7 separate regions of the Homo sapiens genome follow, and all the other regions are linked to region 1. The links are chromatin loops, found by intact Hi-C in ENCODE. Cell type or tissue: A673. All regions are shown on one strand. Links, peaks and the distances in the headings refer to the core of each region. The heading gives the core; the rest is flanking DNA. Region 1 overlaps MIR548A1HG (MIR548A1 host gene). Region 2 has its middle 160 kb from the start of MBOAT1. Region 3 overlaps LOC105374958 (a long non-coding RNA gene). Region 4 has its middle 370 kb from the start of TRQ-CTG1-1. Region 5 has its middle 14 kb from the start of ID4. Region 6 overlaps LOC105374957 (a long non-coding RNA gene). Region 7 has its middle 100 kb from the start of TRQ-CTG1-1.

What was found. Peaks named below come from ENCODE experiments on the same cell type or tissue, not always from the same donor. Only the 100,000 strongest peaks of a DNase experiment are listed, where the experiment ranks them.
Region 2: it touches region 1 in a loop (6-fold over the local background); 73 of 110 quality-filtered maps call a loop at or near these places.
Region 3: a loop joins it to region 1, with 4 times the contacts of the local background. A loop is called at or near these places in 6 of 110 quality-filtered maps.
Region 4: a loop joins it to region 1, with 5 times the contacts of the local background. A loop is called at or near these places in 6 of 110 quality-filtered maps.
Region 5: it touches region 1 in a loop (3-fold over the local background); 30 of 110 quality-filtered maps call a loop at or near these places.
Region 6: a loop joins it to region 1, with 4 times the contacts of the local background. A loop is called at or near these places in 12 of 110 quality-filtered maps.
Region 7: a loop joins it to region 1, with 7 times the contacts of the local background. A loop is called at or near these places in 10 of 110 quality-filtered maps.

What each region holds. Positions count from the first base shown.
Region 1 is chr6:18,594,560-18,598,940 of GRCh38, reverse strand. All of the region lies in intron 4 of MIR548A1HG (MIR548A1 host gene), which reads right to left. Among named protein-coding and RNA genes, the nearest start is that of MIR548A1, 25 kb to the right of the region's middle. In A673, for the core only: a CTCF peak has its summit at 2,537 (motif pointing left); a DNase peak (open chromatin) is centred at 2,520; H3K27ac peaks cover 3,815 bases.
Region 2 is chr6:20,054,086-20,058,466 of GRCh38, reverse strand. No RefSeq gene overlaps it. Among named protein-coding and RNA genes, the nearest start is that of MBOAT1, 160 kb to the left of the region's middle. In A673, for the core only: CTCF peaks have their summits at 1,663 and 1,866 (motif pointing right); a DNase peak (open chromatin) is centred at 1,906.
Region 3 is chr6:18,988,620-18,993,000 of GRCh38, reverse strand. The region is part of intron 1 of LOC105374958 (a long non-coding RNA gene); the gene reads right to left. Among named protein-coding and RNA genes, the nearest start is that of TRQ-CTG1-1, 150 kb to the right of the region's middle. In A673, for the core only: a CTCF peak has its summit at 2,456 (motif pointing left); a DNase peak (open chromatin) is centred at 2,460.
Region 4 is chr6:19,208,670-19,213,050 of GRCh38, reverse strand. No RefSeq gene overlaps it. Among named protein-coding and RNA genes, the nearest start is that of TRQ-CTG1-1, 370 kb to the right of the region's middle. In A673, for the core only: a CTCF peak has its summit at 1,621 (motif pointing right); a DNase peak (open chromatin) is centred at 1,640.
Region 5 is chr6:19,849,581-19,853,961 of GRCh38, reverse strand. No RefSeq gene overlaps it. Among named protein-coding and RNA genes, the nearest start is that of ID4, 14 kb to the right of the region's middle. In A673, for the core only: a CTCF peak has its summit at 1,932; a DNase peak (open chromatin) is centred at 1,941; H3K27ac peaks cover 747 bases.
Region 6 is chr6:18,747,513-18,751,893 of GRCh38, reverse strand. LOC105374957 (a long non-coding RNA gene) reads left to right here. Exons shown (of 3, transcript XR_926557.3): 2 at 3,740-3,805. Among named protein-coding and RNA genes, the nearest start is that of TRQ-CTG1-1, 86 kb to the left of the region's middle. RefSeq lists an enhancer at 2,182-2,476. In A673, for the core only: CTCF peaks have their summits at 2,183 and 2,382 (motif pointing left); a DNase peak (open chromatin) is centred at 2,363; H3K27ac peaks cover 1,637 bases.
Region 7 is chr6:18,732,406-18,736,786 of GRCh38, reverse strand. No RefSeq gene overlaps it. Among named protein-coding and RNA genes, the nearest start is that of TRQ-CTG1-1, 100 kb to the left of the region's middle. In A673, for the core only: no CTCF peak of the experiment used is centred there; DNase peaks (open chromatin) are centred at 2,466 and 3,576; H3K27ac peaks cover 3,933 bases.

The DNA.
Region 1 (4,381 bases), core at 234-4,233:
TGTGATTCCCCTCTCCACCTTTTATCCCTCATTCCTTTGCTCCCTCTCTCCTGCTTGCTCCGTCTACTGCATTAGGTTAACAGATTATTATTTCCATGAAAGCAAGCCTGCTCAAAGCTTCAAAAATCTTGCAAGAAATTGTTATTGTGATTCAATCTTTCAGACTTCACAGTGTTAATAATCCCTTTAGACTCATAAAGAGCTTATTGGAACCAGCATTGGAATTAATTGAATTTGTAGTCTCACCAAACACAGACAGCAACTCTATTATTAGTATTCAGATTACTGTGGTAGGTTTTGATAATTTTTACATTCTTTATGTTAAAGGGGCAGTATCAAATTAAAGACAGCAGCCTCAAGCCTGTTCTATGTCCTCATTCATAGTTCTTCCTGTGGTTCAATCAAAAGCAAGATATAAACCATGCATTTACTTAGTGTCTACATGTTTGTTACTAATGGCTCTAAATTAGTAACAATAAAGCCATTTCATAGTTTATTTTTAGGCATTTTTTTGTTCCTATTAGAATTCTTCTCTTTAGGGAAGGCTTACTTTTTATGTCCTAGTTCATTTTTTATTTGGCAATATTTTCCAACTGAACTTCCTTTCCAGATTCTTGTTACTTATATAGTTTGGCTTTCAGAACCTAATAGAAAGATCAGCTTCTCAATGCTAGGGACAGCTTGCACAGATCTTTTTTTTTTTTTGAGATGGAGTCTCGCTCCGTCACCAGGCTGGAGTGCATTGGCGCCATCTCGGCTCACTGCAACCTCTACCTCCAGGGTTCAAGCAATTCTCCTGCCTCAGCCTCCCGAGTAGCTGGGACTACAGGCTTGCGCCACCACACTCAGCTAATTTTTGTATTTTTAATAGAGACAGGGTTTCACCATGTTGGGCAGGATGGTCTCGATCTCTTGACTTCGTGATCCGCCCTCCTCGGCCTCCCAAAATGCTGGGATTACAGGCATGAGCCACTACCCCCGGCCTTGCACAGATATTTCTACTGCAAAATATAACAGAATGGACTTGGAGCAAAAAGACCTACATTGTGGTCCCCACACACCAATAACTACCTGTGTAGCTCCTCAGCATCGGTTTACTGCTTCGAAGAAAAAAAAAAAAAAAAAAAAAAAAGGCCAGTGTGGTGGTTCATACTTATAATCCCCGCACTTTGGGAGGCCCAAGCAGGAGGATCACTTGAGCCCAGGAGTTCAATACCATATTGGACAGCATGGTGTGACCCTGTCTCTACTAAACACACAAAAATTAGCAGGGCATGGTGGTGCACACCTGTGGTCCCACCTACTTGGGAGGCTGAGGTGGAAGCATTGCTTGAGCCTGGGAAGTCGAGGCTGCAGTGAACTAGGGTCGCACCACTGCACTTCAGCCTGAGTGAGAGAGCAAGACCCTGTCTCAAAGAAACAAGAACCCAAAGAGGAGGGCTGATTTCTAACATCACTATCATCTCTGAATTATTTCTAAGTCTCTGCCTTTTATGATTATAATTATATGGTGCTATAAAAGACTTACAAACACCTCTTTCTGTAGTGAATCATAAATAGTTCTGTTTTCTTATTTATTGTACTCCTTATTGCTTTAGGAGGATAAGGAAGACTATCGTCCCCACAATTGCTTGTTTTCTAGCATACTGTCTTTTGGGAAAGATTTTTGCCTTAGAACCTGAATGTGTGTGTGCTCATGTGTGTGTATTTGGTGTGTGGGGTATATTGCCTGTGATGGGTATGTATTTGTACATACCAGGGGAGGAGGTTACAGAGAGAAGAAAAGGAGTACTATTTATAAGCATTTTGTTTAACCACTACTGTCCTAAGCTTCAACAAGTTAAAAAAAAATTTGAGACAATATACATCTTGAGCATAAAAACTATGTCCCATTCTTTATGAGTGCTTCTAGATGGCAAGTAATCATATAAACCGACCAGTCTCATCAATCATTGACTCCTTAGTGAGCATCTGATAAGGGATTGGCCTTAGCAGTAGGTGTTATAAGTAACACCTACTTATACTTACTTACCCTTACTTACTTACTTACCCTTGACAAGTTCATACCCCAGTTGAAGGATACAGAATCAGAATTTTGGGCTTGCAAGAGTTATCAAAGTTCTTCTAGTCCAACCTTTATCCCATGAAATCATTATAAAGATTAATGACAACCCAAAAGAGATCATTTTATAGTAGAAAATCCAGGCACACTCCACAAGACAGGACTCAGAAGACTGGCCATTTATTCCCTCATTCCACCAAATCTGTACTTTGTTTAGAGAGGTTTGTAAAAATGAAAAAGTAATACCCACACTATAACCCCAACTAAAGTTGAAAGAGAGGGCTGATATGCATTGATGAAACACATTCCCTACATTCTCCTTCTCTCAAAAAGCTAAAGATCTTTTTCTACCGCTGGTTGATTTGTTGGGAAGACAGAGGAGAGAAGGGAAGGGTGACTGCGTGGATTGGAGAAACCGCCTCCTCGCTGAGCAATTTCACGTAGTTGCCCTCCCTCTAGTGGTCAAAGTAGAGATGGCAGCTTTCTGGTTCAGTCTTAAAGAGTCCGCCTGGAAGAAGGAATAGGGGTTACCCAACCCCCAAAGTTTTGCCTATCTAATTTGGAACCTCAATGCTAAGTTGTAAAACAAGTTGCCTTACAAAGACTTTTCCTTAATTAGAACATCTTGCTTGTTTATAATGATCATGGCACTTACAAAAGACCATATGTCTTTGAGACGCTGCTTGGCAAGACTTTTCCAATATTTACCAAATCTATTTTGTATCCCATGCTAATAATAGTCCAGTGGGTCCCCAGGCAGAGGGATGGAGACAGAGGACTTCTCGTTTCTTCTATTACTCAGTGTTCTGCCTTCAGAATGTGAAAGACCTCTCAGTTTCTCTGAAAGGACTGAAATAGAGCTCAAAGTTTCCCAAATGCTGTTATTTTGGGAAACGTTTGTTTCAAGGGCTAAATTGTCATCGTTTGACAAATCAACATTGAGCAATGCTCTGCACTTTGTAACACACACACTTTAAACTATTCCTTTAAAAGAAACTTTGAAATGAATGCCAAATCATTGTATCCACAATATAATTACGTTCTTTAGGTGGTAGCTTTTTAGTTCAGGAAGGAACAAGAGAGGTATATTCTGATCTAAGAGGGTGAAATTGATGTCTGGCATTGGTAGCAACTGTTCCGAGGTCACTCAGCTGGACTTTTCCTCACTGTGTAACCCCGACTGTGCTGGGTGTTTAAAAATAAATTGAGAGTGAGTGGATATGCCTACAATATCTGTCATCAACATAACCCCCCAAAAATAAGTAATCATTTTGTTTCATTTTGTTGATGTGGCAATAAAGAATGTGCTCAGTTTATTTTTTCACTCCTTAAGTCTGATTTTGGTCATCCAGGAGACACAGCCACCATCATTCATTTTGGCACAAAGTTATGTGGCAATTTATATAGAGACCTGGGAACTAACTGGTTAGGTTTGATGTTATCCAAGAGATGTTTAATTTATGTGAGTCTTTGAAAGTCAATCAGACATGTTTTTGTGTGCAGGCTACATGTTTTACACTAAGGGTCTCTTTTTTTAGTTGAGTTGTAATGGGGGAAAAAAAAAAGACCCGGAATTCTTTTTCTCAATAGTGATAACTCCACAGTTCTAGGTGGCATAATCCTTTATTGCAACGTATTCTATATAGTTTGAATAACTATTATTACCAAGTCTTTCTCCCTACTTGGGAAATGGTGGCATTATCATCTATTTATGAAGAGCTTTGAAATAGCTCATAGCAACAAGAAATGACCATTGAAAGTAGCTAGCACATATTGACAGCTTAACATGTACCAGCCAGTATTTAAAGGCCTTAGCCCTGTTAACTTATTTATTTCATAAAAGAGGCCTACTATGCAATGACCATTGATATCCCCATTAAACAGAAATGGACCTTCAGTTTCATGAAGGTGTCTCCACAGTATCTCACTAATTATGACAATATTCTTGTGAGACTCTTAAATGCTTCATTTTTTATATTCTTTATTAATAGCTATATTGTATACATATGACACAGGACTATGTTTCTTTTTTAAAAATGTATCTGTCATAGTTGCTGCCTTGAGTTCCTTGAGGGCAGAGTCTGTGTTTTAGTTCTTTAGATTTTCCTGTTATAAATCACTTTATTATGTGCAGTGCATGGCTTTTCTGAATCAAATTTATTTATATGTAAATTTACTACTGAAATTTTGCTAATCACTAGAAAGGTTTGTGCCATAAAGATCCCCTATTTCCAAAGAAGAAAAGAGAATTGCATTGGAAGTTTATGAAATAGCAATTAAATTTAACTTTGAGGGTATAGAACTGCTACCTTCCACTAT
Region 2 (4,381 bases), core at 253-4,252, 1.5 Mb before region 1:
TCTAAATGCACATTTCAGTGAAAGTCAGATGCAACCCCCCATCCCTCCCCTACACATTCAGTAATGAGACTTCAGAGAGCTACTTCGGAGCGTGTGGTCTGTGGAAAGGTTCACGCAATCGCCGCTGCTGGGTGCAGTGGTCTTTATGCTCGTTGGCACACAGGCTCTCCCATGATTAATGCATTTGTTCCTTGATATTCAGCCCCTGCAGGACAGAGAATCAATTTAGCACTCACAGGCCCAGATTATCACCAGTACCAAAGACATTTCTGCACCAGGGGCTTCCCCATTCAAAACGAAAAGATATTTTTCTTTTCATTTTTTTCTTTTTTTAGAGACAGAGTCTTGCTCTGTCGCCCAGGCTGGAGTGCAGTGGTGCGATCTCGGCTCCCCGCAACCTCCGCCTCCCGGGTTCAAGCAATTCTCCTGCCTCAGCCTCCCGAGTAACTGGAATTACAGGCGCGCACCACCATGCCCGGCTAATTTTTGTACTTTTAGTAAAGACGGAGTTTCACCATGTTGGCCAAGCTGGTCCCAAACTCCTGACCTCAGGTGATCCACCTGCCTCGGCCTCCTAAAGTGCCAGCATTGCAGGCGCGAGACACTGCGCCCGGCCCAAACAAGATTTCTAAGAAGGATGTGTTTTTTTCCATTTGCCTCCATTGGTTCTCATGTCTGGTGGATGAGGAAAAGCACTGTCTGCGATTTGGTCAAAACAGTTGGCTTTTCTCCTTTCCGTGCACTTCTTTAATTTGCAGAGATGCCATGTAGCCCGCTGCTGCAATGACTGTGGGGGAAACCAAGGCAACGGTCTAGCACAGAATTGAGTTAACACCTTAGATCGTGCAGTAGGGCTCCTGGTCAGCCACCTGAAGGGCTGGAGAACAGAAGACAAGGCTATCAGCAGTGTTAGGGACATGCCGCAAGTTGGGGCTTCACCACCGAATTTCCCACCTGCGAAAACATGGATGAGGAAGACAGGGCTGTCAATTTCATCAGCCACATCCTCAGAAAAATGAATAGAGCTTCTCTGAGAAGTACTGCAGCTTTCCTCTAAGCCCTCGGCGAGATCCTGAATGAAGAGGGACATTGGGTTTATTGGACATTTAAACAGCGCTGAGAAGATCAAGTAATGCGGTCCTCATCCAGCAGAGCAATGAACTTCGTCGTCTTGCAGACTCCTCCACGTTGGAGACGCAAACCTCAGGCGTAAGCATGGGGAAGATGCTCAGTACTAAGTGGGCAGGCGCCTTCTTTGCACAATGCATAGCTCTTCACATAAAGCGTGTCCACCTTAACTGCCTTGCTTTATTGAAAACATTGGTAATGAGAATTGACTGATGGGAAGGGCCCACCCATTACGGTAAAGAAATGTGAGCATTTTACAAATTCTCAGGATATGAGCACAGATGTCTTTGTTTCTGAATGCTCAAAATATTACTGATGACCTTAAAATACATTGAAAAAAAATCAAATTCAAGACTATTTGGTTAGATGAATTTGAACCTATTATTAAAAGAGAGAAGTTGTAATTAAAAAAAAAACTGTAAAGAGAAAACCTGGTTGAGAGTCTACCCACCATTCTTCAAACCCTGTAAGAGTTAAGAAGTCCATGAATGAGATTTTTTAAAATCTGGTAAACTTTGTCAGTGTGATTATTTCTCTCTTGAAGAATCTGCTTAATTGGCAAAGTGGGCTTTCTGTTCTGTTAGGCATATGATTAGTGCTTTTATAGTGACTTGAGTTTTTGAGGCTATCAGTGCTGTGCAGGTAGAATAATAGAAAAGTCACAGCAAAATTATTTATTAACTCATGTAAACGAGTTTATAAATAAGCTGGAAAGCAGGGTTGTGGTGAATGCTTACTAAGCTTTTGTCCAGAAGGTGGCAACATTTCCTTAAGAATTTGGGAGAAAATGCTGGCTTCAGAAAATGACGATTTATCTTAGGACATTGTGTTCTGTTCTCTTTTCAAAGGTACAGCACAAAATGCACGTCCCCACACCCATGCTCCCTCTTTATTCTCAACAGATTCCAGGGAGAAATCTTGCCGTTTCTTCTCTTTATCTTTCTCTCTGGAGAGTAAATTTACATTGTTCAGATTTTCAAGCTGAGATGAGTTTATGCTGAAATGAATTTATGTAGCTGAAAATATTAGATTCTTAGTCTCCCCACTTCACTTCATCTCTCTGAAAGGTGGTGTTTTTGGAGAAAAGGGCCCATGTGAAGAGTCACTTACATTTCTAGCAGGTAAATCGGATGCCCACTCATAACCGTGAACGTGTCTTACTTTCTGAAAATCCCAACAAACCTCAAGATGACTATTTGCAGCGATAGCGCTTTGCTACACTGGATTGCTCTCTCGTTTCTTAATGTTTTGTTCATGCAAACATTAAGATCCAGAAGCAAGACAGAAGAGAGTGAGGACACTTGTTTGGGCTGAAGGAGTGAAAATAAAACAATGGATTAGGTTGTCCATATATGAACATTCCGAATCCTGCATGCAGCCCAGTGTCTTAATAGCAAGTTGGGGGAATCCTGTTCAGGAATTGGAAATGTTGGTTTGTTCATCTCTACTCCACCCCATCCCTATAGTCCCCCATTTCCCAGTATATTTTAATTTTGGGAAGCCATGGTGGTTGAAAACACACACATACATATACAAAAATGGGCCTGTTTTAAAGTAACTTTGAAAATTCATTACTTTACCCATGACTTTTGTTTCTGACTAGCATATCCATGTGTAACGTATTTCTTTCCTGGTTCAAAAAGAAAGTTGGAGTCAACTGTTAGAAAAGAAAATTTGAGTTAATTAAATATTATTTAGTTATCAAAATTGCTCCAAATTACAAAAAAGAATAAAATAACATTTTGTTTGTTTGTTTGTTTGTGTTTTTGAGACAGGGTCTTGCTCTGTCGCTTAGGCTGGAGTGCAGCGGTATGACCACAGCTCACGGCTGCTTTGACCTCCCTGGGCTCAAGTGATCCTTCCACCTCAGCCTTCTGAGTAGCTGGGACTACAGGTGAAATGTAATTGGGCTGCTGATTCTTTGTGTTTATGTATAATCTTAGGATCATGCCTTTCATGCTAGAAATGCATTCCTAGTAGATTTCTTACTAGCCAGTCTTGCTGTTCTTACTCGTGTTCTCTCTCTCTCTCTCTCTCTCTCTCACACACACACACACACACACACACACACACAGTTTCCAGTAGGACATGCACTTCACCTTCTTACCTCTGACTCAAGTATCCCCATTGCAATCCATAATCCATAATTCATAATCTCCCTTGTGCAGAGACTAGAAAGTGCCTTCTCCAAGGTTGGAGAAAGCACTCAGATGGCCCCATGTGCTCCACACGCCAGACATGAAAGCTTTCATTCCTTGTTTCTGTAGCCATCATGTGGCTGCTTCTCTCTCGGACCTCATGAGAAGACTTACTAGGAGTCTCTCTCCCTCCCCTCACCCTTGTACCCCTGAGTTTCTCCTCTCCCCGGCCCTACCTCACCACACAGCCAGTTGTTCCATTCCTGTCTCATTTCTGACAGAGCAGAAGAGCTCCCTGATCTGCCCAAGAGGTGGTGCATGTGTGGGATGACCCGGACCCGGGATGAAGGACGAGAAGACAAAATGTCCAGCTACCTAGGCACATCCACTTGAAGAATTTAAAAGCAAAAAATGTCTAAATAATGTATACACATGATGCATAATACATAATATAGTATAACATACGATACAAAATCACATGGTCAAAGGATTAAATTTTGTTTGGTTTTTTTGGAGATAGACTTTTGCTTTGTTGCCCAGGTTGGAGTGCACTGGTGCCATCATGGGTCACTGTAGCCTCGACTTCCTGGGCTCAAGAGAGCCTCCCACCTCAGCCTCCTGAGTAGCTGGGACTACAGGAATAGGCCACTGTGCCCAGCCAATTTTATTTTTTATTTCTAAAGAGATGGGGGGGTCTCCCTATTTTACCTAGGCTGGTCTCGAATTCTTGCCTCAAGTAATCCTCCTGCCTTGGCCTCCCAATGTGCTGGGATTACAGATATGAGCCGCTGCATCTAGCCAAAATTTTGTCTTTTTGAAGCCAGTAGCATCTTCTCCAAGGTTCAGAATATTTCGTCTATACATGTAGCTAATTGAGACTTCCTGAAGCTGCCGAACTCAAGTGGCAAATTTGCTCATGTTACACTTTTCTGCTCAAAGAAAACCAGGTCTCTTTATTGTTCTCATCTTGCACACAAGTCCCTGTCTGCTGGGTAGGTGCGAGGGGTTGGGGCAGTTAGGGCAGGGGACACCACCTAGTAAAATTCTAGAAACCTAGTCTGATGTGTAGTTGTGGCTCTGCCTCTTTGGATCTTTCAGATTTCCCACCCCTGGCT
Region 3 (4,381 bases), core at 137-4,136, 390 kb before region 1:
TGACTCAGGTATCTCACAGGACGTCTGACTGCTAGGGTCAAAAAGACCACGATAACATAATAGTTCATTTGATGACAAGTTAATTGAATTTCATGAATAATTATGAGAAAGAAAAAAAAGCAAGCTTCTGGTACTCTAGCCTTGTAAACATCATAAAACATTAAAATAAGAGCTAGGGAGAGCTGTGGAAAATGTAAAAATAATTTTTCTTTTAGAATTTATTTTTTAATGTTGTCATATTTTTAAATCATAAAACAATTTTATTTTGAAAGGTAAATGCTTGTAAGGCATTCTTATTCTAAGTATACTTGTGATACAAACTGACTCAAGCATAAATTATGACTAGTTAGAGCAGTACATTACTAACTTAATATCAAGAAGATACATATTTTTTCCTTTTTAAAGCTAATTCTCAATGAGATGAATAAGACAAAAAATAAACCTTTGTATGCCAAATGGAGTTCCAGCTACTCGGTCATAAGGAAAGACTTGCAAACTTGCAAATAAGAATTTTTTTTAAAAAAAAAGAAAGATGAAAAAATATCTTCATATTCTTATCTCCTGCTGTTCTACAAAATTTGCCCTCATTTTACTTATATAGTCCTTGCTTGTTTGGTAAAGAGGGAGCCCTGTGGGATTCCAAAGGTAACACAATAGAGGCAATGGACTGTTTCATTTCCCATATGCAAGTGATTACAGAAGGAATGGAAGAAGCTAGCACTAAAGAGGGATTTTTTAAAAGAATAAATGCCCAGTCAGTGTTATTTGAAAAGTATCTAGTTACAGGTCAAGTTACGTGTATTTATCATAGGTGGGAAGGTTAGATTTTCACTACATTAAGATGTAAAACTAGCATATCAGTGTGCACAGTGAGGTTTCTGAACTCAAAGGATAATATTAGATATTTTCCTATTCTGTCCTAGGAGCAAGCTTATACTATATATGGGGGAGGAAATCAACATATCTGAGCAGTATGGTCAGATAAGAAACATTCACGTGATGTTCATAATACAGCTAGTGTCTCCTGCTGGCTTTTGTGAAACAGTTTAAACAGACAAATACTAGACCAGGGGTGTCTAATCTTTTGGCTTCCCTAGACCCCATTGGAAGAATTGTCTTGGGCCACACATAAAATACACTAAAAAAAAATTCACAAAAAGATATAATGTTTTAAGAAAGTTTGTGAATTTGTGTTGGGCAGTATTGAGAGCTGCCCTGGGCCACATTGCAGCCCACGGGCCGCAGATTGGACAAGCTTGTTTGGCTTTTGCTTTCCAGTTTGTTTACTTCAATTCAATGAGTAGTTTCTATGAAACTATAGATGTTGTCTTGGCCTACACCAGAAGTTTCTCTGGAATGTAAGATGAATAAATGAATGTGTGAAAAATCAAATCAAGAAGATGGGAGGAGATTATTAAAGTAAAGAGATTCTTCCTGGTGCTGAACTTTGCCATGAACTTGGCTTGGTTTCTTTCTTTCTTTCCAAATTTTGAGTAAATGGGAACCATTCTAAATAGGCGAGTCATTGGGTGAGTTGTCATATGCAAAGGTTAGGCACTTTCCTACTCTAGCCCTTAGGCCTTCCCTTTGACTTGATTTAAGCTACATCCACAGTGTGTGGGGAGAATTTGCTTCTGAGCTGATGTTAGTGGGTCCAAAAAGTGAAGTTGTAGAAACAGAGAATGTAGGTAGGACGCATTTTTCTTTGCCAAGTTGCCTTCCACATGCATGGAAGGCCATGTTCAGCTTTTACCTCTCCAAGTGAAAACTGCTGTTCCCTGTCTGCCCACTTTCTAGTTGTGCATATTGCTTCCTCAAGAGAACGTTCGAGACCAGGCATGATGGCTCATGCCTGTAATCCCAGCACTTTAGGCAGCTGAGGCGGGAAGACTGCTTAAGCAAAGGAGATCAAGACCAGTCTGGGCAACATAATGAGACCTTGTCTCGATTAAAAAAAAAAAAGAGAGAGAGAGAGAGAGAAAGAGAGAGAGAGAACATTAGAAGTAGGGAAATACATGTGCAAAATGTCATACGTTTTGAAGTATTAAAATGTATGAAATTATTACATATTCATTTCAACCAATTTTATCTAGTTAAGAAAAACCGAAACCAAGAATGAAACAAGCATTTTTCATTGCAAAATCGGAATTTGGCAGATTTATTATCAAATAGGTGAGAGTACTATTTGCCACGATCTAAAGAGTACTGTGTATAGACATCCGCCCTGTATTTAGCTTAAGACTTCGGAGTTTGAAGAAAGTTCACAATTGTCCATTAGCAACCGCCGATACCTTGGCATGGGATGCCCACAACACCAATTTATCAAATGCATACCTGCCTCAAAACAATCTTTTCCTGGCAGATGCTTTAATTGCGCTCTGCAAGAGAGCCAGCTTGCCATCCCATGAGCAGGCACTCTTTGGAGGCTGACAGCCGATTGGCTCCCCCTAGGGGCAGACGAGCCTCCGCGGAGGGAAGGCACCGTGGCAGGTTGCCAGGAAACCAAGCCCTTGGTGCGGCTGATAGAAAAACACAGGAGCAGAGGGTCTCCTTTCTGTGCATTGTTTGGTTAGGCGGCTTCGTCTCTCTCTAGCACACCAGCTGAGTGCAGATCCTGTCTTAACACTCTAAAGCCAAGAAGTTCATCTCCACGAATCCCGACGGAGACACTTTCCTATATCACTTTCTCCTTCTCAGGGGCTGTCTCCCCTGATTTCCTTACACTCTTCATGTTTGCTTTTCATAGTTGCTCTTGCAAACGCGAGACAAAGCTGGAGGAGTGTGTTTGGGAAAATAGATGGCTGAGCTCCAGTAGTCAGGGAGCAATGTGACTTAACGAGGATATTTTATCCTTATGGCTTCATACCTGCAGAGCTCTTTTCCTTCTAAAAGCTCAAAGAACAATTCTGGTCTTGATTTTGCCTCAGCAAGATGCCATAACGTTTAAGAAAATACAACTTCAAAAGAAGACTCTGAAGAAAATCATAGAGTATTTTTGCGATTAGTATATTTATGCAGCATTATAAGATATATAAAGTTGTAGGTGTTGCTCCGCCAAATCTTTTATTACTTTGATTATACTTCGAATAGTCTTCATGTGCTTGAGAAAGGATTTTTTAAAATTATTTTCTTTACCACTTCGGCTTTATGTTCCAATATCTCTTTCTTAGTGAAGACTTCTCCAATTATATTATTTAAAAGTACAGCTCACTTCCCATAAGCACTTCCTGTTTCTGACCCTACTTACTTTTCCGTAATGCTTGTATCAGTCACAGTTCAACTAGGGAAGCAGGACCACTAAGAGTGGGATGAAACATGGGTGTATTATAGAAATAAGGCCTTACACAAAGAACAACTGGGGAACAAAGCCTCTAAGAAGGGAACTAGGAGGCTGGAGAAATGTCCTGAAGCAGCCCTCCTGAAGCACTGTTGCAGATGATGGACAAATAGGAGCTTTCCAAAAGAATACTGGTGGTGAGGCACATGGAGCTGGAATTGGGCAGCATAGGAGAGCTGGTAAAGTCAGCAGAAGGCTCTTGCCTCTGCTTCTATTGGTCGGCCTGAGATTGCCGTAGGTCAGCAGGACAGACAGGAGAAAGAGCTGGACACAGAGCAAGGGGAGAGGAGGAGGCAGAAGGCTCTGGCACCTCTGCATCCGTCTTTCACAGCATGTAGCCATGATGATGTGCAGATAGCACGGCTGCTGCTTCATTTCCAACCTCCAAACCTTGCGAAAATTCCTCTTTGGCCAATTCCACCCAGGAACCATACGAGGAAAGGGATGCTGGGAAACATGGTTCCAGCTTAGGCAGTTGGACACAGTACAAACCTACAAGTGTTTAACCCCTTTCCCCATCTGACATACTGTATACAATTATATAGATTTGTATCCCTGTATGTGCACATACACACGCACACAATTCTAAATTCTATGAGTACAGGGATTTTTATCTGTTTTACATACCTCAGTGTCTTGGCACATAGTAAATATTTACTATGCTTGGCACATAGTAAATATTTAATGAATATTTATTGTCTGAAGTTTTGATTGCTAGCCTTTGAATTTTACCTGTGGACAAAACCTGAGTCAGGATCGTTAATTTTGACAAAAATTGACAAATACAGTTGACAAAACCTAGATCCAGGAAATGAAAAAGTGACCAATTCCAAGAACATGAGTAAGCTGCCAAGCCAGAATTGGAGACAGCAGTGTTTGCTAGTGCATAAGACACTGTCCAGTTAACATGTCCCTCTCCTGTGAGAAATTCGACTCAGTCTACTTCCAGCGGTGGCCTCATTTCTGTTTTTAAGCTCAGGAAAGCTTACATGTGGTTTGCTTAAAAGAAAAGCCAAAGTGGATGGATCCAGTTTGCCAGCTTTA
Region 4 (4,381 bases), core at 80-4,079, 610 kb before region 1:
TCTCATTCATTGCTGGTGGGGATGAAAAATTATACAGCTACTGTCACTCGTGTCCGTGTAAAGAGACCACCAAACAGGCTTTGTGTGAGCAACAAGGCTGTTTATTTCACCTGGGTGCAGGCGGGCTGAGTCCCAAAACAGAGTCAGCAAAGTGTGGTGGGATTATCATTAGTTCTTATAGGTTTTGGGATAGGAGGTGGAGTTAGGAGTAATGTTTTGCAGGCAGGGGGTGGATCTCACAAAGTACATTCTCAAGGGTGGGGAGAATTACAAACAACCTTCTTAAGGGTGGGGGAGATTACAAAGAACCTTCTTAAGGGTGGGGGAGATTACAAAGTACATTGATCAGCTAGGGTGGGGCAGAAACAAATCACAATGGTGGAATGTCATCAATTAAGGCTATTTTCACTTCTTTTGTGGATCTTCAGTTGCTTCAGGCCATCTGGATGTATATGTGCAGGTCACAGGGGATATGATGGCTTAGCTTGGGCTCAGAGGCCTGACAGCTACTTTGGAAAATAGTTTGGCAGTCTTATAAAACTAAACATTGTCTTCCCATAAGATTCAACAATTGAGCTCCTTGGTATTTGCCTAAATGAGCTGAAAGCTGTCCACATAAAGTTTGCACATAACTGTTTATGGCAGTTTTATTCATAATTGTTCAAATTTGGAAGCAACCAAGATGTACCCCAGTAGGCAAGTAGGTAAATAACTGTGCTACATCCAAACAATAGAAATTTATTCAATGACTTAAAAAGAAATAAACTATCAAGCCATGACATGGGTAACATTAAATACATATTTTTAAGTGAAAAAAGTCAATCTTAACTATATGACATTATGAAAAAGGCAAAACTATGGAAGCATTAAAGAGATTTGTGGTTGTCATCATTTTGGGGGAAAGGTAAGAGAGACAGAATAGGTAGAATACAGACAATTTTCAGGACAGTAAAACTATCTTTCAGGACACTGTGATGGTGGGTATTTGGCATTGTGCATATGTCAAAAATGTTATAGAACTTTACAACACAAAGATTGAAACTTAATACAGGCAAATGAAAACAAAAATATCATTTAGGAGATCATGGGATCCCAGGAATGAATGAAGACTGACAACAGAATGCAACTGTGTTACAAGTGTATGAAACAGCCTCACTGAAAGGAGTGGGAGAAAAGGTGCTACCCTAAGTAACTGGAAATGAATAGAGTTTGTAAGACTTAAGAAAAAAGGAACTGGACAATATGAGGAGTAGCCTGCTCTACCATGGACTTCCCACAGACACTTGAGCTGGCATGAAGAGCTGCTTTGAGAGGTGGTACTCTAGCCTTTGTAGTACTCTAGCCTTTGTAGAGCCCAGACGGTTTGGTACAGAAATGTCTGCAGTGGAGCACTAGAGTGGACCAGGTATGCCCAGCCCCCAAGTCCTGCCATGTTCCTCCAGGAGACTTTGGCCAGAGGGAGACTGTTGGACCTGGACAGAGCAGGGCGGTCTTGCCCATGTAATGGAACCAATTTCATCTGAGTGTCCTCCTGGCTTCTGGCCTCTCCCAAGGCCCCAGCCAGGCCACACCCGCTGGCAAATGACGCCTAACTAGGGTGCTTCCTGGAGACCCTCATGATAGCTCTTTCACCAGCAGGTGGCGCCTGACCATTAGAGAGCTCCAGCAGAGCAGCACCCCCTCCCCATCCTCCCCCGCACAGTGTGCCCAACCCCACCCCCAGTGCAGACTCTTATACTGCTTAGCTGGCACGCACTCACCCATAACCCCCTCTCCCTGCCATGGCTTTGCTGGTGTGTGCACACAGATGAGCCTAGCATTCCCTCCCTTGCTGGTGTATATGAATGTACACAACCCAACACTGCTGCCAGCGTGACCACAATTCACTGTCCTCCCAACCCCCAAAACGTTGCTATTCAGCCATACTGCCATTGCTACCATAAACACGTGCATTGACAATGGTGATACACACAAACACACGCACAGTCACGCCACTGGCACTAACGAGTTCATGCACACCAGCAGCTCCACCTCACCACCGGTGCAAATGTGCACACAGATGCCAGCAGCTATGCCCCCACACCTGTGCCAACACTACCACCAGCATGAATGTGTGCATGGACACCAGAAATTCCTCCCAACCTCCATGCCACCACTGCAGTCATGTGCGTGGATACCAGTGGCCCTGCTCCCCCAGCACTGCCACCACTAATGGTGCAAACACATGAATGCTGGCAACTCCACCACCCCCCTCCCCCAGCAGTGTGAATGCACACACAGAGCTGGCAGATGTGGGGCAGCACCCCACCACTGCCAGGGCAACTGCAAGCATGGACACTGACAACCATGCCCCCACCTGTGCTCCACTGACAGCATCCGCACATGCAGGAAAGCTGCAGCCCCATTTCCACCAGTACCCCACCTGTATCAGTCTGTTCTCACATTGCTATAAAGAACTACCTGAGACTGGGTAATTTATAAAGAAAAGAAGTTTAATTGACTCACAGTTCTGCAGGCTGCACAGGAAGCATGGCTGGAAAGGTCTCAGGAGACTTATAATCACAGAGGAAGGCAAAGGGGAAGGAGTCATGTCTTACATGGCTGGAGAAGAAGGAAGAGAGAGAAGGGAGGTGCTACACATTTCTAAACAAACCCATCTTATGAGAACTCATTCACTCTCACAAGAATAGCAAGGGAAGTTGGCCTCCAGGATCCAATCACCTTCCACCAGGCCCCTCCTCCAACACTGGGGATTACAATTGAACATGAGATTTGGGTGGGGTCACAAAATCCAAGCCATATCACCACCCCAGCCAATGTGCATGCACCCCGCTTTGCTGCCACAGCTGCTGGCATACATCAGCGAACATGGATCCTGCTGCCACCACCCCAAAGAAGTCCTTTGGCCAGCAAAATGGCAGCACCTAAGCCCCTCCAGTGCAGTAGGTTCCTAACCTCCAGGAGCTAGAGAACAAAGCCAGGGGCTCAGTACCAGCTCCCCAGAGTTAGAGCACACACATCAGGAGTGCTGAGCTGTGCCCTGGAGCCCTAAAATCTTCCAGAAATGAACCCAGTCAACTGAACCTACCTTATACCACAATCAAACCCCCAAGATAATCAAAGATGATAAAGAAAAAAAAAAGTCAATCCATTCAGAGGAGAACAACTTCAAAGATGGGAGGAATATCACCTCACACAGATGAGAAAGAGCTAGCACAAGAACTCTGGCAACTCAAAAAGCCAGTGTCTTCTTACCTCCAAATAACTGTACTAGTTAACCAGCAATGATTTTTAACCAGACCAAAATGGCTGAAATGACAGAAATAGAATTGAGAATATGGATAGGAACAAAGACCACTGAAATCCAGGAGAAAGTTGAAACCCTATCCAAGGAATTTAAGAAATACAATAAAAATGATTTAAGAGATAAAAGAAAAAAATGGCCATTTTAGGAAAGAACAAAATGTATCTGACTGAACTATAAAAAACTCACTTCAAGAATTTCAGAGTACAATTGCAAGTATTAACAGCAGAATCGACCAAGCTGAGGAAAGAATCTCAGAGCTGGAAGACTGGTTCTTTGAAACAACTCATTAGGATTAAAAATAAATAAAGACAAATAAGAGAAATATGAGATTACATAAAGATACCAAATCTATGACTCACTGGTGTTCTTGAAAGAAAGGGAGAGAAAGCAAACAACTTGGAAAATATATTTGAGGATATCATTCATGAAAACTTCCCCAACCTAGCTAAAGAGCTTCCACACAGCAAAAGAAACCATCAACAGAGTGAACAGACAACCTACAGAATGGGAGGAAATATTCGCAAACTATGCTTCCAACAAAGGTCTAATATCCAGAACCTATAAGGAACTTTAACAAATCAACAAGCAAAAAACAACCCCATTAAAAAGTGGGTAAAGGACATGAACAGATAGTTTTCAAAAGAAAAGACACATGCAGCCAACAAACATATGAGAAAAATCTCAGTATCACTCATCGTTTGAGAAACATAAATCAAAGCTACAATGAGATACCATCTCACACCAGTCAGAATGGCTATTATCAAAAAGTCAAAAAATTACAGTTTCTGGTGAGGTTGCAAAGAAAAGGGAATGCTTATACACTGTTGGTGGGAATGTAAATTAGGTCAGCCATTGAGGAAAGCATTTTGGTGATTTCTTAACTCAAAACGGAATTACCATCCAATCCAGCAATCCTATTACTGGGTATATACCTAAAGGAATATAAATTATTCTACCATAACAACACATGCATGCCTATGTTCATCACAGCACTATTCAAAATAGCGAGTATGTGGAATCAACCTAAATTCCCATGAACAGTAGCCTGGTTGAAGAAAACATGGTACATATACT
Region 5 (4,381 bases), core at 276-4,275, 1.3 Mb before region 1:
GGGGACGTGGAGAACCTTTGTGTCTAGCTCAGGGATTGTACACTCACCAGTCAGCGCCCTCAAAACATACCACTCGGCTCTACCAGTAAGCAAGATGTGGGTGGGGCCAGATAAGAGAATAAAAGCAGGCTGCGCGAGTCAGCAGTGGAAACCCTCTGGGGTCCTCTTCCACGCTGTGTAAACTTTGTTCTTTTGCTCTTTGCAATAAATCTTGCTACTGCTCACTCTTCGGGTCCACACTGCTTTTATGAGCTATAACACTCACCGTGAAGGTCTGCAGCTTCACTCCTGAAGCCAGCGAGACCACAAGGCTACTGGGAGGAACCAACAACTCCAGATGCGCCGCCTTAAGAGCTGTAACACCGCGAAGGTCTGCAGCTTCACTCCTGAGCCAACGAGACCACGAACCCACCAAAAGGAAGAAACTGAACACATCCGAATATCAGAAGGAACGAACTCCAGACGCGCCACTTTAACAGCTGTAACACCGTGAGGGTCCGCGGCTTCATTCTTTAAGTCAGTGAGACCAAGAACCCACCAATTCCAGACACAATATTATGATTTTTCTCAGCACTATATTGTTGCTATCTTCTTGTCCTCCAAAAAACCCCGCATGATTTTGAGGAAAAGTTGGCAATAGTTTCTTTCTTTTTATTTTTAGGGGTCATGTTCACCTGTTCTTTCTCGTGTTTGGTAGGCACTAGGAAATAGGAGCGTTGATTATCCAGGGACGTCAGGGTAGCACAGGGAGACGTTATGAGGGAGGGGTTGAGGGAGGGGCCATGGTACCAATGGTTACTGGAGAATGCTCCCATTGCAGCAGAGCAGTTGTTGGGGAGGTCTGCACAAAACCTGGGTTAATGAGCCGTGCCTAGCCCAGCAGGTTTAACTTCCTAGAAGGGCTGCCTATGTCCCTGTGACCTGTCACTGCTGTGAGAACCTCAACCTCTACTGTCTGGGAAGGATGGCTATCTTCAGCTGGACAGGCTTGCAAATCGTATTCTGGCATACTTCTTCATTTCAGTATCTTTATCAACAGAACTACATGCAGACACTTTAGGGGAATTAATAGATCAGCCCAGAGGGGGCAGGCGGATAAGAAATGAAATTACAATAGCGAAGTTATGGAAACAACCTAAGCATCTGTCAATGGATGAATAGGTAAAGAAAATGTAGTGTATATATACATACTGGAATATTATTCGACCTTAAAAAAGAAGGAAATCCTCCTATTTGTGACAACATGGATGAACCTGGAGGATGTTAAGTGAAATAAACCAGAAACAGAAAACTGTATAACCTCACTTATATATGGAATGTAAAAAGGTAAAACTCATCAAAGCAGGTTTAGAAGGGTAGTTATGGGGAGAGGCTGGGGGAGTAAGGAGATGTTGGTCAACGGGTACAAATTTTCAGTTACGCAAGATGAATAAGTTCTGGAAATCCAGTGTACAACATGGTGGCAATAGTTAATGATATTGTGCAGTATACTTGAAATTTGATAAGAGGGTAGAGCGTTTAAGTGTTGTCAGCACACACATACACACACAAATGGTAATGATATCAGGTGTTGGATAAGTTAATTAGCTTGATTGCGATGATCATTTTACAATGTATACATATGTGAAAACATCAAGTTGTATACCTTAAATATATGGAATTTTTATTTGTCAATTATACCTCAATAAGCTGGGAAAAAAGAAAAGAACAAGTAATAGCATGCTTTATACTTCTTTTGCTGCTTCATAAAATTGGTTTTGCTTTTGCTTTGGAAGAACACCAGCAGAGAAAGTAGCACTCAAAAGGGGAGTTAAAGTGCTGTTCCAGTAGGCTCTGGATTAGCCAGAAGGTTGAAGCAGCCCCTAGACAGGGAAAAGAGGCTGTCTTCAGGCAATAGGCCCTATTTAGGAGTGCAGTGTGCCCTAAAATTCAAAAGAGGGCAGCAGATAACTTGCACTGCCTGTAGGACCAGGAAAGCGTGTAACTTGAGGAATGTCAGCAGGAAAATTTACTGGTTTTTCAAAACTCACGTCATGCAAGGGTTAGGTGAACCAGAAATTGTGTTTCATAAATTGTGTGTTTAAGTGTAAAAGCAAATATTTGATGAATGGGATCTAAGGAGCTTTGGTGATGTGGAGGGGCAAGTGCAGGCAGATTGTCCACCATGGCAGCCTCGTGCTCTGTTATTTAGTGATATAAAACCTTGCGGTGGCAAGGTCAGCAAAGTTAAGGCCAGAGTGCATGAGAAATAGCTGTGGAGTGTGAGGTGAAGAGGCTGCGTGTGTGCTTGTACAGTCTCCTCGTTGCTTTCACCGAGTCTCTCCAATGAGCGCGACCCTCCTCACAAAGTGTGCACAGTGCTTCTCTCCTGGGTAAATTTACAGGATGTGGGAGACAGTGAGTCTCTCTGAGATTTTCCAGCACTTCCAGAAGAAAGAAAGTTTGTGTTAGGAAGGACAGGCCCCAGCTCCCTGGGACTTCAGGGAGGCTGGGGGGAGCTGCAGTGGAGAAGAGGAGGAGGTTGCTGAAGGAGAAGCAGCCTGAAGTTCTCAGGTTGAAAATACAAACCTTAGCCCCATCCTGCGGAATTTTGGGATTTCATTCCTAGGATCACCCTATAGACCTCTTTATGATTCAGTTTCCTGGAAAAGATGATATTATGGTATGGATCCTAAACACAGTTTCACAAGGAAGTTCTGTGTCTTTTGGCAGGGGAAGAATAGTGAACAAAGTGCAATCTTACTTTTAAAATAAATCTTGAAATGATATTGCAAGCCTTATGAGATCTCTGATAATCTTTTTTTATTTGACCTGGTTTTAAGTAATTCTTTTTATTCTTGATGTTTTTCTTAAAAGCATTTTAGAATCATTCAACCTTCTAAGAAAGCATCAAACCATATAAGCAATCTAATCTAAAAAATGATACCTCTAAAAGTTGAAACTTTTGTTTATTTTGACTACTTTTTGATTACTGGAAAGAATAAAAAAATTTTACTCTATCAACATTGGATTATATAAACTGTAAAGAGCTTCTACTAAGACGTGTGAAAATGCACATTTTCTTTTTTTATATAACTTCAAAATTAACAGATACTATACTGTTTAGATACATACCTGATGCTAGATAAAGAGTTCCTGAGAAACATGCCCTAAACTTTTGGACTGATTTAATATGAAACAATTACTACAGAGCTGAGTTAATCAGCCCCTTTATAGATTTTGGCGAAGATGATTCTCTTCATATGTATAATAATGAAAACCAAACTTGGCAAAAGCTCACAGGTCTACAGTGACTGTGTATTTCTTTGCATTCTCTAGAATATTGAGGGAGGAGATTATTTTTTACTGGTGTTTTACTCTCAGGAAATTAGAATTGCAAGTTGATAAACAAGTTGATAGGGTCTTTAGGGCCTGTGTGATCAATCAGGACTTCTGGGGTTCCTGTAGGTATCCTTGAAGTCTGCTTGTGGGTTGTATAGTCCAGAGTGATCATGAGATCTTTCACCTCAGAATGACTGTAGATGAAAAGATACATTTCTTTTGCCAGAGCAGTTCTCTCTAGAGTTTCAAAAACAATAATTTTGTTCTCTCAGGAACATAGCCCTCTCAGGAATAACTCCAGTCGGTCCTCAAATTACAAATACAGAAAGAATGGCTGTGTTTACAGAATTTTTATAAGAGAAAAATGATCTGTAAAAAAAAAGAAATATATGCATCAGAACAAATAGGAATTTTTAAAAGAAACAACTCCTAAGATAAATACTGAAAAAAAGAAATGCTCTGATAATATAAATGATTCTACTATGTACTGAACTCAATAAAGTCTCCTTGACTGTGAGTTGGAAGCCCTGAAATTTTGCTGGCAGCTCTGCCCCTAAGTTAGGTCATCTTATGAAGGACACATTTTATTTTATTTTTATTTTTTTGTAGAGACAGTGTCTTGTTCCATCACCCAGGCTGGAGTGCAGTGGCGCGATCATGGCTCACTGCAGCCTTGAGCTCCTGGGCTCAAGTGATCCTCCCACCTTAGCTTTTTGAGTAGCTGAAACTATAGACGCATGCCACCATGCCCGGTTATTTTTTTAAATTTTCTTTATAGAGACAAGGTTGTGCTATGTTGTTCAGGACAGTCTGGAACTCTTGGGCTCACATGCTCCTCCCACCTAGGCCTCTCAGAGTGCTGGGATTATAGGAGTGAGCCACCATGCCCAGCCTCAAAAGGCATATTTTAAAGCGTCACAGCCTCAGTTTCATTTTCGGTAAAATGAGGGAATTGGATTTTATTTCAAAATTCTATTATTTTCTGATTCATTGAATTATTGCAAAGAACATAATGAACTCCCAAATACTGGTGTCTCCATCCTGTTGAATTAATCTCAGC
Region 6 (4,381 bases), core at 306-4,305, 150 kb before region 1:
GCTTTAATCTATGTAGACTTCAGTTACTCATCTGTGAGATGTGGAAATACACTTAAAAATCCTGGTTCCTTCTAGCTTTAAAATTTCATGACATGGATCCCTATTTTCTACTTGAGTCAACATGTTTAGCACCTGGTGTGACACTCCGATTAGAAGTAAACTCTTTAAATTCTGAGCTCAGTCCCTTTAGCACATTTTATAATCTGGATCAGCACCAAATTGAAAATACCTTTTAACTTGTTATGTACTCGGTGTTTCTGCAGGGAAAAGTTCCCAACCACATTTCACATTCCAAAATGTTTACCTTCCCAGAAACTTCCAGAATAAGTCATGCAGTGGAAAAAGGTCACATTCTACCTGGCATAAAGATCAAATCTACTGATAAATTAAACCAATGGCAGAAATTATCCATTGAAATTCTTGGAAAGAATGCTAGGAGGGCATTACATTCAAATACAACTGAAAATTTACTTTCATAGATACTTTTCCCATTTACTTTATTCAGATGTAATATTGGAATGGCCAAATTTATTAACAGCCTAGTAATCTCAAACTAGTGAATTCTAAATATACTCTGTCCCATCAAATTCGTTGGGAGCTTTCAATACATTTCAAAGTTTATGCTGATTACATAAGAAAGACTGCTAGTCAAGCCTTGGATTACTGAGTCCAATCCAACTTTTTAGAAGCATGGGGACATGAAGTGTTCTTAGAAGATATCTTGAATCAGGACTGGCAAAACGGAGCATGTAGAAAAATGGTTCCATCCACGTGGTTTAGGTCTACTGATTTGTTCAGGTCTAATACTATTGCTGGAAATGTTTCTTCAGAGGTAATAGGGGTAACTCCAAACACATTTTTTCTCCTTTAGACTCAGCTAATGCATATGAAATTAGACAATGAGAAGTAAAAGCTTTAGTAAAAGTTGAAGCCCTCATTCAAAGCTTTTATAATAGTTTCAGGCTTCTTCTCACACCACAGAGCTGTAATTCCAAGTTGCTTATGATGTTGGCAAATGGAAAACTGAGAACTTGGTGAGCTGATAGACAAAGAGTATCGACAGGCCAGTAAATGTTTAAGCCCACTCACCGGGATAATTCAGCATTTGTCTTTGTGAACACACAGTATAGCCTAGGTTTTGAGAAACTAAAACTCAAACCATGAAACTCTCTTCTCCTTTCTGCCCGCAGCATTTCAGCGTTTGAGTGGGCAACCCAGCCACCTGTCCTTCTTCAGAGAATTTATATAGCCCCTCATTTTGCCTCTCATTGCATTAGATAATGAAGTTAAAACAGACTCTCTTTCACATTTGGGATGAAAAATCACCAAGCTTCTATGCAGAAAATTTCTTTTCTTTACTCAAACCTCTGAGGGATCCAGAATGGCATTTTCAGGTGACATGGACATGTGCAGGTCAGCGAGGTCAGGAAGAGAGCTGACTCAAACCGTTTCTTCTTGACATTGACCTGCCACTACATATTAACATATAAAGAGCTTATGAGGACCTGAGTTGAAAATACTTCCATTTACAAGGAAGTAAACTGAGGCTCACAGAATTGCAGCAGCTTACCTGAGAACAGAGGCAGGACCGAGCTCAAGAGGCAGAGGTGGCCCTGGAAGATGTTGAAAATCACTTTGTATTAAGCCACTCTGCAACTACTTAGGAATCATATTTTTAAAACGTATTTTATTAACCAGAATTCAACTCTACCTGTAGCTCCGCTATTCATAAGGATCATCACAAATTGATTGTTCAATGTTGTATTAATTCCTATTACACATTTTCATGGCTAAATATAGAAAAATAATGACTTTCACATTTTTTTAAATGAGAGTGTAAAATTCTTGAATGCTAGAGTGACATATATTTAAAGGCACCCGAGAAATTAGTCTGCTGATTTTCCATGTCTTATACATCCAAAATCTCACAGCTCAAGTTTTCATTTTCACCATGTATTTTGGCAGCTTCTAAGATAACCCCAAATAATTACACTGTTTTCTTAGGGCTGTTAGAATAAGGGTCTATATACTCCTTATACAAACCTACAACAGTTTGAGTCTTCACAAATCAAATCATTGAGACTACACACCCACACAGAAGCTATAATGAAAGGAGTTTATAAATAAAAGGGTTTTTTACCACCTACTCTCTGAACCATCATATTCCTCTGGAAGGAAGTTTTAAAAGAAAAAAAATGAGAGAAAATGGCTGTGTGTGTGTGTGTGTGTGTATGAGAGGGAGAGAGAGAGGGAGAGAGAGAGAGAGAGAGAGAGAGAGAGAGAGAGTGTGTGTGTGTGTGTGTGTGTGTGTGTGTGTGTGTGCGCGCGCGCACGCGCGCGCAGGATCAGATTGCCCTCTGGTGGACAGTTTATTTCTTCCTTCTTTTAAGATACAACAAAGGAGAAAGAAAAGTAACAATAAAAAAACAGGGAAAAAGGAAACTAGAAAATTAAAAAGCAGAGGAAAAATTGGGAAAGGAAAGAATATAGAAAAGAACAAAGTCAAGAAAAAGGAATGGAACTAGGAAATACTGGTGAAAGACAATAAGGAAATCAAGGAAAAAGAAAGAAGGTTGAGGATCGTGAGAAAAAAAAACAAAGACCAAAAACTGGCTAGTGTCACCTTATACTTAATCAATCCTGGAATTATTTATGGAGAAATAAAATACTTGTAATTACAAATGCTAACTATATCTGGCATTTTAACTTGTTAAACGTTTTCAACATATCTGCTAACTACATGCATGTAAAGTAAGCTTTAATAGCAGCTGTTAGACTTCATGAGAATTGGGGGAGCGTTTTGCAGAACCTAACTGAGAAGAAAGTTTAGAAAAGAAAAACTGCTTTTCTTTACACTTTTTAAAAGTTGCATATAAATCCCAACCGAACATACAAGTCAAGACACGGTGTGCTTTGGCATTTTACATATTTACCATAAAAAGGGGTTTAAAATGTGTACTTTTTTTAATGTTATTGACTGATTGAATAATTTGCTCATAGATTTTTTAGCCATTTGGATGTCTTGAGAGGGAAAAACCACAGGTTAAAATATTATAAAATTTAAGATAAATAAGTTTTAAAAATCCAGTTTGTTACATAAGGAGTACCATAGACAATTGTTTTATTGACAACTGCCAATGTCTCCCACTCATTCTATTATAAAAGTTTGGAATGTGTAACATTTATGTTAGCTAAGCGGAAAGAAACATTCAGAGGAAGCTCAAAGCATCATCCTCATGCCCTCAAACCTGCATTTACCAGAAATACCTGCAGCCAGGGCCACGGCCCCTCTGCCCAGGAGTAGACATAACACTTCCACTGCCTGCTGTGAGCGCACGCTGCAAGGACCCAGAAGAGCAGCTCTCAAGCCCAGCTCCTAATCTTTTCTCCTTAGCCTGCACCAGTGTAGAGCTCAGTGCCTTCCAGGGGCTTAACACCACCGCCCTGCACTACTGAAACAAACACAGTGGTCTCCCACCTTGTTGAATTCACCAACAATGGCTTTCTGCTATAATAAGGCTGTAAGCTCCTTTAAACGGTTATTCAAAGAGATGCTTTAGGAGAGAATAGAATTAGGTTCATTGAAAGTCTTTTAAGCAATCTTGGAGCATACAACCAAACTGAAGCTCAGTGATGGAGAAAGGGAATGCGTACACATCGGTTGTGGCAGAAATCAGAGGCACAGATGTAACAGAGGGGGAACAAAAACAAATTCTGAAGTTCTTTTTTCCATACACAGACCTGTTCCTTCTACCCAAGAAAGAACAGTTAATGAAGCCACATGAGCATCCCTCCCTGCCAACAGGTAAGAAGTCCTGAGGCTATGACCCCTTGTCCCTCCTCCTCAAGGGCACACCTGGGCACAGTGGCATCTCCTGAGTTCATTCTTGGCTTCACTTCCTCCTCTCAATTTATTTACTACTGTTATTTATTTCTATACTGAAAAGGAAAACCTACTTATCTCCACTAAGAACCTTCATTTTTGCTCAACCACAAGAAAATGAGCTTCCTGCTCTGCATGCAGGGTTCAGACAATAGGAAACATAGCTCTGCAATGGTGGGGGTAGAAATTCTAAATATCGTTAATGACAAATGTCTCCCAACTTTAATGTGATAAAGGTTTCACACCCAGGATAAAATGTATTTCCCATGTTTCAAAAGTTTTAACTTGGAAGATCATTGTTAGAACAGTTAACTTCGTCGGGGGAGGCATCACTGACTATACAGAGTTTGATGATACTAGAAGGTAAGTCCTCAACTTTAGAACTGGATACCAAAAAAAAAAAAAAGTTGGCAATTTTCTTTTGAGAAATTACAAACTTATCAAAACCAAAAATGTGGGGGTTTTCTTTCTCACTAAGCTAACGGGGTCAGTTTTCCC
Region 7 (4,381 bases), core at 128-4,127, 140 kb before region 1:
CTATGTACCAATTGTTTTCAAGAAACAGAATTTTAACAAGTTAATTGTATCTTAGATCTACTATCTTTCTATATATAGCTCATTAATTTCTACTTTTATCTTTACTGTTTCTTTCTCTGGTTTTTTAATTCTCTTTACTTTGCTGGGGAGAGGTTCTTAACTTTTCAGCTGAGAATTTACTTTATTTTCACTATTTTACTAATAAAAGTGTTTAGTTCTATGAATTTTTCTCTGATATCTACTCTAAAAGTGTTCTGTAAGTTCTGATATGTAATATTTTCATTATTATTATGTCTTAAGAATTCTATATTTCTCTTTGCCTTTGCCATTTCACTCAAGAGTTTAACAGATCGTTTCATTATGTGCAGGTTTAATATTGGCCCTTCAGTTCTTCCTCTTTTACGTACTTTGACAAGATGGGGTGGGGCAATTGGAATATTGCTCCCTCTACTCAAAGACTTGTGGCTAGAGCTTAAGTTGAATGTTCTGCTGAAATTCAGCCTATATTTTTCTACTAACAAGTAATTTGAAGTTGGGGAATTATTCTTCTTCTGGTTTGGTTAACATTGGGGGTTATGTGGGTTGCATTTATGTTTCTTATTGGTCTGTATAGGTTTCTGGAGGATGTGTGGAGAGATCCAAATTCAATAACAGTCATTTTCCTGGGCTACCTGGAGGTCTCCATCATTGTCTATAACCTGAAATTTTCATTCCTTCAGGCTAAAATTTTAATACTTGACATTTAATTGAATTGAACATCTTTCAGGTTTCTTGTTTCTCCCATCTTCTTTTCTTTCTCTGAGTAGCATACGTAATCTCCAATCTTAGAGCTATTATAGACTCAAATAACTCACAAATTATCTATTACAAGTTAAATCTACTGTAGGAATCTTTTCTACACCTGATCAAAAAAAATGTGAAAATGGCTATTCAGGCTCTGGTCTCTCATTTTCAAATTTTCAAGTAAACACAATCAATATTTAGAAAATTATATTTCAGTTTTTGTTTTGAATGATCTTTTAAAATAATAAATGAAAAAATATAACTCTTGGGAATGCATGCCCATTGGTCACATCTCACCCTATAGTATGAATACCTAGGTGCACTTGCTTGTGCATTTCAGAGACTATGCCTGATGGCACAGGATAAATATAAATGCCCTGCCCTGAAGATATGAAGAGAATGAAGAGAAAAGATTTCTTACATTATACCAACACAAACACATTATGGTATAGAATGAAACAATTCGGATAATATTTTAATGAAATATGACTTCTCAAAGAAATTTGACAAGTATCACTAAGAATACTTTGGGAAAAATCTAAAAATCACTTCTCATCTAAAGTAGCAGGAAAAAACATGCCTGCATAGTCTATATAAAACCGTGTATTTGGCTTCCAATGTTTTCATGTTCCCTATAAGTTTTCTGATTGTCACAATAAGTATTTTTATTTTCCCCAATTATTCTGTATATGACATAGATTTTGGTCTTAACTATCCCAGTCTTACTTTTTTATTTACTTTCCATTTTGCAATAAAATAAAAGTAATAGGGCAGCTATAATACTCCAGGTATTCCCAGATATTCTTGCATGATCTGAACTATGTATGCTTTTATGTGTGCATTGTAACACTTTATTAGGATTTTTTTAACTCTTGAATCCCATGTTTGGTTTTGATTGCAAACCAATTATTTTTATTTGGATAAAGCTACAAATCTCAGGTATTTCTGATAAGCATCTCTCTGTGTGTGTGCACATGCACATGTGTGTGTATGCATATGCAAGTATATCTACATATTTCTCTCTATATCTATACCTCTATACATTTGCTAAAAATATTTACATAGATAATTTCTTAAATATCAAATTTTATCTTTTTCTACTTAAATTTTACCTGGTCAATGTCAATTCCTCTTACCTATTAAAATAATTTTGAATCTTGAGCCCAAAAACCAAGGGTGCCAATGGGAGTAAAGATGAACATGATTAGGGGAAAAGTACTTGCATTTGCTTTTTTTAGTATCAGTTTTAATGCTATGCAAGGTACCTACAAAAAAAATTTCTTTAAACTAGCATGTTATGCCCCTAAAATGCAGGTAGATTTCCCACAGGTTAGAAAAAAAAACATGTTTTTTAAAGTATTGTTTTAATTTATTGAATTCAAAATATAATGAATGGGACATACCCAGACAGAAGCTCAGTGGCATTTAGCTAGAGGACTCTGTCCAGATTGACCTCAATCTCTATGGGAACACAATAGATGAAGCTGCCGAATTGCCCATGAAACCACCTTGTTTCATTACTATACATCTCACATTTCATCATCTGTTCCACAGGAATATTATAATATATTTGCACAATCTTTTTAGTTTTGGGTAGACTCCAATAGATGCCCATTAAGTAAAGACATGGTCTCTTAACACTACTTTGCTCCAAAAAAGAAAGGAAGGAAGGAAGGGAGGGAGGGGAAGGAAGGAAGGAAGGAAGGAAGGAAGGAAGGAAGGAAGGAAGGAAGGAAGGAAGGAAATAGTTGCAGCATAAAACCTAGGAAATAACTTGAAGTTGGGGTCTCCAAAGAGATAAATTGGTTTTAAATGGACACTGGGAGAAACAGGAGAATTTTTCTCTAGTCAACAACTATGAAAAATCTGGTCAAAAATCAATAACAACTTTTCTTCTTAAGACATAATAGTGCTTGAAACAAGGAATTCATTGAATTATGTTAAAAGGCTTACATATCACTGAGAAAAAAATAAAATTTTTTCTAAATCAAAATACTCATTCCAGTGCCAGGAATCTAACTATGACATATAGAAAGTCATGAAGCACAATTGCTTCTGCCACAGAAACCAGAAAAAAAAGCAAAAGTAGATAGTATAAATAGAAAAATGGTAGACTTAACTCAACATTTGCATTAAATGTAAATGAAATAAACAGTCTATAAAAAGCCAGAGTTTGTCAGACTAAATCACAAAAAAAGGCCCCCAAATGTATATGCTTTGTACAGGAAACACATTAGTAAGTATATATCACAGATATGAGACACATATACTGACAGTAAGACAATAAAAAATGTTATACCAAACAATTGGAAACCAAAAAGTATGGTTATATTATTATCAGGAAAAGACTTCAACACACAGAATATGTTAAAGTCAGGAGAACATAACAACCCATGATATGAATGCACCAAGTAACATAACTTCAAAGTATTTTGAACAGATGCTCAGAAACTAGCTTTCTGACACCTGATTTTCTGTTAGACAGTATAGAACATTACATGTAGGAGTCTCTCCCCAGCAAATTGTTATTGGTATTAACATATTTCTTAATACAAAATATTCTGGCAAGTGTGCCTCACCTATCTTTAATAATAATGATGATAATAATAATAATGGCAACAGCTGTTAATAGTATTTGGATGATTTCAATCTTCCAGGCACTGTGCCAAGAAGTTTATTGGTTTTCCATAACAATTTTTCCTATTTCAAAGATAAAGAAACTAATGATTATAAAGAGGTTAAAGGATTTTTAAATGTTCATATTACCAGCAATGACTAGGCTAAGATTTGAAGTTCTTAAGTGCTCGCATTAACATTTTAAATGGAATTACTCTGATGTGCCAATGAGCCTTCTCTTTCCAGTAACTACTTAAGTAATTCAGACACTTGATTTGCAGCAAGGAAGAAGAGGAAAAAAATGAAGAGAACTTTGAGAAAAAGTAGGCAAATCAAGAGAATGTTGTGAGATGTGACATAAAGTCCATGGGTTGCTAGGAATAAGGAGGAATTGGATCATGACGGTAGTACAAAGATAGGTGTCAATCACAAAAAATAAATTCACCTGCTTTGTAATTTTGCCTTGGGCCAGTGTTCCCAACCTTGTAATAGAAACCAATATTGGCACAGTAGTAGCACATCTGGCTGCTGCCTAAGACTTTCTTGGAGATACATGGAACATTTCATGATTTTTATCCTATCAACTTTTACTTTTAGTTTGGGGGCACAGGTGCATGTTTGTTATGTGAGTAAATTGTGTGTCTTGGGGGTTTGGTGTACAAATTATTTCATCACCCAGGTAATGAGCATAGTACCCAATAGGTAGTTTTTTTGATGCTCACCCTCTTACCACCTCTACCCTCAAGTAGGTGCCAGTGTCTATTGGTCTCTTCTTAGGGTCCCTGTGTATTAAAGGTTTAGCTCCCACTTATAAATGAGGACATGTGGTATTTGGTTTTCTGTTCCTGCATTAGTCCACTTAGGATAATGGCTTCCAGTTGCATCTATGTTGCTGCAAAGGACATGATCTTCTTTCTTTTCACAGCTGCATAGTAGTAATATCCCATGGCATATACGTACCACATTTCCTTTACCCAGTCCA